Regions from separate parts of the Homo sapiens genome. Here regions 2 and 3 are each linked to region 1. Evidence: read pairs that join two places in POLR2A ChIA-PET (ENCODE). Cell type or tissue: GM12878. All regions are shown on one strand.

Region 1 (2,500 bases):
CATTATTTTTTGTGGCATATGTAAAGCAAGAATTTAGCAATTTTAAGCTTCCTAGTATTTAGCTAATAACTTCACATACTGGAGCACATCTTTATCCGTTGTGTCAAAATATTAGATATTTTCTAAGGTAATAGTTTTACTAACGTGGATACTTCCTTTGATTTTGTTCTCTGTTCTTGAAATTGTTTGTGCTTATGGAATTTATTTTGTTATATTTAAAAAAGTAAAGCTGACTTTATAATATGGATGACTTTGAATTTTACTTCTTAGCCCTTATACTTTCTATGCAGGATGTATTTTTAAAAAGAAATACAATATTTACAGGAACAAATTTATAGAGTAGGGAGTATAAATGGGCATTTTAAAAGTTATTTATATACATCTTAACTGCCATGACTTTTAGCCAAGCCAGTATTTTCAAGAAAGCGCTGTCTATCCTAATTGCACAAATATTTTTGCAGACTTTTCCATTAAGCAGTGAATGAAGCCCTGAAAGTCACTGTAGCCAATGTGAAGGCAGAGGATTTGAGAGTAGTAATGGATTTTTAGAAATGCTTAGGGTGCGCTCCTGTAACAGGGCATTTGCTTTTAGGGCAGTTTGGCCCAACAATTGAACAAATTAGTTATGTTTGAAAATTTATAAAGCAAAAGCATAGATAATCATAATATAATTTTTGCTAGAACATATGTTAAGTTGGCTTATTAGATCAGATCGTTTTTTAAAATTACAGTATGAAAAAGTTATTCAACTTATTTTAAAAATTCTTCTTTGCAAAGAAATTGATACCTTGATACCCATGGCATTAAGACAGCTTTTTACTTCTTTGTGGGCTGGCATAATGGACAGACAGTACTTTAGCCTTGGAAATCAGGAGTATTGACGTGTGACATTTTAGATGAGTATGTGTGTATGTGAACAGGTACATGTGGATGCAAGCATGTGTGTAGAAGATCACGTATACATTCATATATGTGAGAGTGCATTTGGGTTAGAAGTGATATGAAAAAAAGTGGAGTATTGTATCTTAGTAAACTTTTACTTCATTAATCTCCTTCAAGTTGTTGATCATTAATAATTGGATATTCTTTTGTAGAATGGCTTTGGAACTTGGCAGTATTCTGTAATCCAGTTTTACAAGATGACATGGGGAGATGACCAGGGAATTTACTCATATTTTTTTTAGGCCGAGTGATGTTGATAGACCACAGTTTGGCAAAGTAGACAGATCTGGTTTCAGATCTTAGTTTTGCTACTTACTAGCTGTGTGAATCTTGGAGATATATTTGGCTCTTTTGAAACCTCAGTTTCCTCATATATAGAATAGGTGAACAATGTCTGTCTTATTGGATTCCAGAAAGAATTAAGTAGGATAAAGTTTGCAAAGTACTTATTCACATTACCTGGTCACATAGTAAACAGTCAGTTAATGCAAATTCTCTTTTTGGGTGTGTTTTTAAAAAAATAAATAATATTTTACAACTTAAGCCTTTTTTGAATATTTGAAGTAAAATGCAAATTTATTTTTACATTAGCTTTTGGAGAGTATTAGTGCTTTCTGCATCTTGGGAGAAATCTTATTCTTTTATTTAGTTGTATAAACATATAAGCAAAAGTAGGCATAATAGCTGATTATTGTTTTAAAAAAAAACTTCCGAATGTTTATAGTGAACTTCTATAAAATGAAAATTACTCTGTGCAACTTATGTGGCATAATTTACAAATCAGTTCAATTTGGGGAAAATATAATTTATATCAAATAATATACCACCAATTTGGGGGAAATTATATTACTATAGTGTAATATAATTATAGTGTGTTATTAACTATAGTGTGTCACTAAGATAAACTAAAAAGCCCATTAGTTAGCCAGTATTGTCATGTTTCTGAGGTTAATTGGCTGCATTCAGTTATAGGTTATGAACGGTACCACTTGAATGATCCACCAAGCTATCAGGCAGAAAGACCAATAGTTCACAAGACTAATTGACCCTGTCAGTATAATAGAAACACTTACAAATAAAATTCTCTTTGCAAACAACATTGCGAATGAAAACCCCAGAAGAAACTGTTATGTCCTGTAACTGTCCTGGAATGCTATGATTCAGTTAGCAGACTGTGGGTGGAGGTGGGTCATGGTGGGTGGGAGTTGGGGGGAAGGAAATGCAAAGGATAGAAAGGAGAATTTTGGAGGGAAATTAATCAGACAAAACGTTAGAGAGAAACACACATTTTTTGAAATGATTTTAACCTTCTTGAATCTCTAAAAAGTACTGTCTTTAAATTTTTCATTTTTTTACCCTTGTTCTGTATCTTAAGCCCTTTTGTTAGATTTGATAGTCATTGTTGCATTGAGCTCTTTTCTGAAAGGTAAGAACGTATTTTTGTCAAACACATTGCTATAATGAGTATGATGTGTGGCTGCCATTCTTCAGTCTTTCTTCATTTACATGTATCATCAATATAATGCAAATACTGTCAAGGGCAGCATTATCTCCTTGA
Region 2 (2,500 bases), 410 kb after region 1:
TTTCTGCCATGTGAAGATACTTGGAGAAGTTGGCCATCTGCAACCTGGAAGACGGCTCTTACCGGAACTTAACCATGTTGGCACCCTAATCTCTGACATCCCACCTTCCAGAGCTGCGAAAAATAAATATTTGTTATTTAACCCACCAGTCTATGGTAATTTATTTTAGCAGCCCAAACTAAGACAGATTATAAATACTGTGACATTTACTTTGTTGGATGCTTGGCATTATAGTTCTATAAATATTCTTGAGTTTTGCTCTGAAGTACAGTTAAATTACTTAGTAATAGTTTGATCTTTTCAAGCCTGCTGTTAAACTTTGTTAGGTGAAACCAGAACCACCTCCATTCTAAATCTTATTTTCTCCACTACTAAGACAATACTATTCTAAGTTTGCCTAGAAAAAAATGGACACTACCTGATTTTCCTTGAATTATGAGGTGTTCTCCTCTGGCTCTTGTAACACCAACTATTCTTAGGCCTATGTGAGCTCTAAGGACCTACTTCTTTCAAGTGGTTCTTCCCTTTTCTCTAGTAATTTCCCAATATGCATTCTGTGCTGAATACACAGCTAAAGAATTGGAGGGTATCCCTCTGTGGATCTCCATAGCTTTCTGTGTGCAGCTGGCTCCTCTCTAGTACTCTGCTTTCTTAACACCAGTTCCCTTGGCCTCTCTAGACCCCATGTCTGTCTCTTCAGTTCAAAGTTAATGCTTAGCTCTCTCTCAATTCCCCCTCCCTGCATTGCTGCCTAGAAAATCTGTCTGGGCAGTAAACTGGGACAGACATAGGGCTTACCTTGTTTGTTTTCCCTCTCTCAGGGGTCAGTGTCCTCTGCTTACTTATTTGATATGCAATGCCTAAAAAATTTGTTCAGTGTTAATTCCCATTGTTAAAATATCATAATATTAACTATTTAGTAGTTTCAGGGGGTTGATTAATCTGATCCCTCTTATTCCATCTTGACTAGAAGCAGGAGTCTTAGATCTTTTTATTCGTGCATATAGGAAGTTTTTCAATAACCAATTCAATTACTTTAATAAATACAGGGTATAGCACGCCCAGTTACCAAGCCAGTGGGTGATTCATTTCAATATTTTATTATCAGCCTCTGTTCATGTCTTCCTGTTTCTGTGGGCCTATCACTTTATGTAATCTACAGTGTCACAAAGTAGTTGGTGGGAGTTTATTTCAGTCTTTTTCCATTTTTGCTCTTTATTATGAATGGTAATCCTAACTACATTTCCCTGTCTCATATCTAAACCTTTTAGTTCTGTCTATCACCTTTTGTTTCCAGACCCGTGACCGTGCCTTCTTCCCTACTCTGCCATTACCCTGGGGAACCATGACTCTCAGAATGTTTTTTTTTTTTTTCTGGTACTTCAACATCCACAGTTACTCATTTTGTACAGCGTGTTAAATTTATTTTGAAAACACACAACCCTTTCTATTTTTTTTTGCCTAGAGGGTAACACCTGGCTGCTGTGTATTCTGAATATAAGGAAGGGAAATCAGTAGCAGACTTTCAGTAACTGTTTCTGTTTTTAGTCTTATGCTGTACTCTGCTGCCCATCACACCTGGTATCCTTGAGTCTATAACCTCCCCCAGGTTCTGAAAGACAGAATGGCTCCCGCCTTGGCTGCAGCTTCTCCATATTTATTCTGGACTGCATCTTTTCCCAGTCTGCTTTATTGAGCTCCACTCTTCCACTAGTTTTCCACTTTCTAGAAATGTGTTGAACTAGTTTATCCACTGATAAACTTCTTATTGTTCTTTTCACAGCTCTGTGTTTGCCTCTGCCCTTTTAAATTGGTATGCAGTAATCCTTCCTTAACCTTGGGGCTATGTTTCAGGACCGCCAGTGGATGATTGCTATCAATTGAAACACATTCCTATTCATGTCTTTTACCCACAAATTTAATGTCCTTTTCATCTTAAATCTAAGATGAAAGCACTATGGCTATAACTTTTGCAGTTTGAGGTGCAACAGTAAAACTAGCACAAATTTGTTTTTCATTCTTCACAATTTCACAAATAGATTTGTTTTTACTATAGAGCTTAGCAACCTCAGCCTAAGACTTTTTCCTTAAGTAGAGGACTTTCACTTTTTGCTTCAAAAAAGCACTTTCAGGCCTCTCTCTGGCATGTCCAAATGGTCAGTACCACTCTTCTTGCACTTTGGGACTACTATTAAGTAAAATAAGCATCATCCCATCTCATCTTATAACTGAGATGCCTACTAAGTGACTAAGGGGTGGGTAGAGTATTTAGTGTGAATATACTGGATAAAGGAATGAATCACATCCCAAGTGGGACAGAATGGACAGCATGAGAATTCATCACACTACTCAGGATGGCATGCCATTTAAAGCTCACAAATTGTTTATTTCTGGAATGTTTGATTTAGTATTTTTGGGCTGAGTTTGACCACAGGTAACTGAAGCCATGGAAAGCAAAATCTTGAATAAGGGAGGACTACTGAATATTATTTTAGTGGAA
Region 3 (2,500 bases), 75 kb after region 1:
GCACTAGAGACAATAAAGGTAGGGACTGAAATTCTTTTAATAAGGTAGCACTTAGGACAATAGTACCTGATACATAGTAAGCTTGCAATAAAATATTTGATAACGAAAGGAAAAATCCATGTGTGATGTGATGACCAGCCAACCCAAACAGGGGTGTGGCAGTGGAAGTGGCAAGGAATGACTGGATATATACAATACAATAGACAGAACTCATTGACTGCTTATGTGTAAGTGAGCAGAAATTTCAAGTTTATGTTAAAGTTAATTAACAGATATGAATATCATGCTAAGATATTTATATAGGTGTCTATTACATGGGAGCCTCAGAAGAATAAGTAATGGAACAGTGGTGAATATATTGATCATTAATCTATAAGGCATTACAAATATATATAAGAAAACATGTAAAGATGAATATATCCTATTTCTTTACCACTGCCACCCCTAACTTTAAAACTATCACGTGAGCTTTGGTGTGTAGAGCAACATCCTCTAGATGCTATATAGGGTAGTAACTTGCTCTACGTCTGTGTTTTTGTAGGCCCTTTTGATGAAAGAGCATCAGTTTACACATTTCTGAGAGGAGGTGTTTTCCTGCAGTAGCTAAAATGTGCATTTACAACTTTATATTTATTATTACACGGTGCCAATGCAAGCCAGTGGCAAATAATTCAATGTTTTCTATTTCTGATTTTGCCTTGATCGTCCCCAAAAGTGCAGTTATTAATCCTTCTCTTAACAGTGGCTCTCCATTTTTTATTTTTATGTATATTAAGGAATTCAGAATTTGTAGTAGTTATCAAATTTTTAGATTTTAGACTCAGTGAAAATATGTGATAATTCTTTTTGTCATAATTATTTAGTAATCTCTGTAAGACACTTTCATTATGTGAATTTCTTGGGTATTTCTATGGGTTTTTCCACCCAGTGTGGATTGTTTTCTCTTTTGTTTTAAACCTTGCATTGTGAGCTTATCTTCAGCAGGGCTTTGTCTGTAAAACTCCTGTGCAGCCTGGGTTAAGAATTGTCTTTCAGAATAGTTTTGGGTTTACTTCTGCATGTACTCTCTAGAGATCCCTGGCTTGGGACCTATTTCTTTGTAATTTCTTGACTTGTGGCTTTCTAGGCCACATTTGAGATAATTTCAATCCTGTATGAGTTCAGGCTCATATTATGGATTCTCAAGAGATTTCTTTTCCCCACCTAGAGCCCAAGCATAGAAGAACCAGTTTCACTATTGTCTATTGTCTTCTTTTGCTGGTGGCCAGAGAGTTTAGCTCTTCGAGTTTTATACAGAGATCTTAGTTTCAGTATGCCACATTGCAAGAGTTAAGTTCTCATCTCCTATGTTTTTTCTTTTTCACATTCCCTGAAAAATCAAACTCCTAGATGACAACTCCTACTCACCACCCACCATCGAGGCAAACACAGGATAGACTACTCATGTGCCAGTCCGGTTTTCAGTTGCTTCATTATTCCTGGCATCTGTATATTTTTCTTTTATATGAGCTCAGCTAAGCATTATAAGTTCATGTATTTTTTCCCAGCATTTCCAGTTTATCTAGCAGGAGAGTTTTTATGTATAGTTTTCCATATTACTGAAACTCAAATCTGGAATTCTTTCCACATCTGTAAAGTCTTTTTTCACATGTTTCTAAATATCCTTGACTTGATTTTTTTTTTAAAGAACATTACATTTCACAGTTGTTGTGGCCTTAAAATGGTATTTCCCATCTTTTGGATTTAATTTAAGAAGTAGGACCTAATTCTAATATCATTAAACCTTGCCACTTCATAAATTCTACTCAAAGGCACAAAGGGAATAATTAAGTCTGAAGATTGATAGAAGACTGGCTGTTTTAACTTAGCCTGAGGAAGTAACCCTGAAGAATGCACCCCATGTGAATAAATAACAACAAATTCAGTGTGATTACCTTGAGTTCTACGAAACAGGGGAATTGAGAAATGAGAACACAGGGGGGTTTCAATTACATTTGTAATGTTTCATTTCTTAAGCCGGTAGTATATACCCAGGGGTTCATTATATGCTCTACCATTTTTAAAAATTTGAAATATTTGATAATAAAAATAATTGTTAAAGAAATTATCACCATAATGCAAACAGTACCACATCTTTAATTTCATATAACATAAGATATACAGGGCATTTGGCATTTGTCATGTGTGCTTGTCAAGTGAATAGATAATTTTTCATCCCAAAGACGTCAGAGAGTAAGTTGTTCTTTCAGCAACTGTTAAGATTTAGTTATCCCCATACTAGACTCTCTTTTCTCCCATGCCTGTTGAAAATATCACACGACTGACAACAAGATCCAGTCTATCCAGCGAGTATGCTATTTCCAACTTGGGAAGTAATTCCAGCATTATCTGGAATAGTAATAGGTTGAATTTGAATCGTATTCTTTGCTAAAAAGGTCCTTTTAAGTGTTTTTGCAATAAAGTTATCTGCTGATTTTATTTTTTTGTTCATGTGAATTAC

What was found. Peaks named below come from ENCODE experiments on the same cell type or tissue, not always from the same donor. Only the 100,000 strongest peaks of a DNase experiment are listed, where the experiment ranks them.
Region 2: POLR2A ChIA-PET joins it to region 1 with 5 read pairs; 3 of 35 experiments call an interaction of 5 or more read pairs at or near these places.
Region 3: POLR2A ChIA-PET joins it to region 1 with 5 read pairs; 2 of 35 experiments call an interaction of 5 or more read pairs at or near these places.

The regions. Positions count from the first base shown.
Region 1 is chr4:145,044,125-145,046,624 of GRCh38, reverse strand. The region is part of intron 4 of ANAPC10 (anaphase promoting complex subunit 10); the gene reads left to right. Among named protein-coding and RNA genes, the nearest start is that of ANAPC10, 53 kb to the left of the region's middle. In GM12878, no CTCF peak of the experiment used is centred here; a DNase peak (open chromatin) is centred at 1,224.
Region 2 is chr4:144,634,183-144,636,682 of GRCh38, reverse strand. No RefSeq gene overlaps it. Among named protein-coding and RNA genes, the nearest start is that of HHIP-AS1, 11 kb to the left of the region's middle. RefSeq lists an enhancer at 1,328-1,387. In GM12878, no CTCF peak of the experiment used is centred here; a DNase peak (open chromatin) is centred at 1,522.
Region 3 is chr4:144,969,432-144,971,931 of GRCh38, reverse strand. It overlaps LOC124900793 (a long non-coding RNA gene), which reads left to right. Exons shown (of 2, transcript XR_007058293.1): 1 at 1-18. Among named protein-coding and RNA genes, the nearest start is that of ANAPC10, 130 kb to the left of the region's middle. In GM12878, no CTCF peak of the experiment used is centred here; a DNase peak (open chromatin) is centred at 1,141; H3K27ac peaks cover 2,040 bases.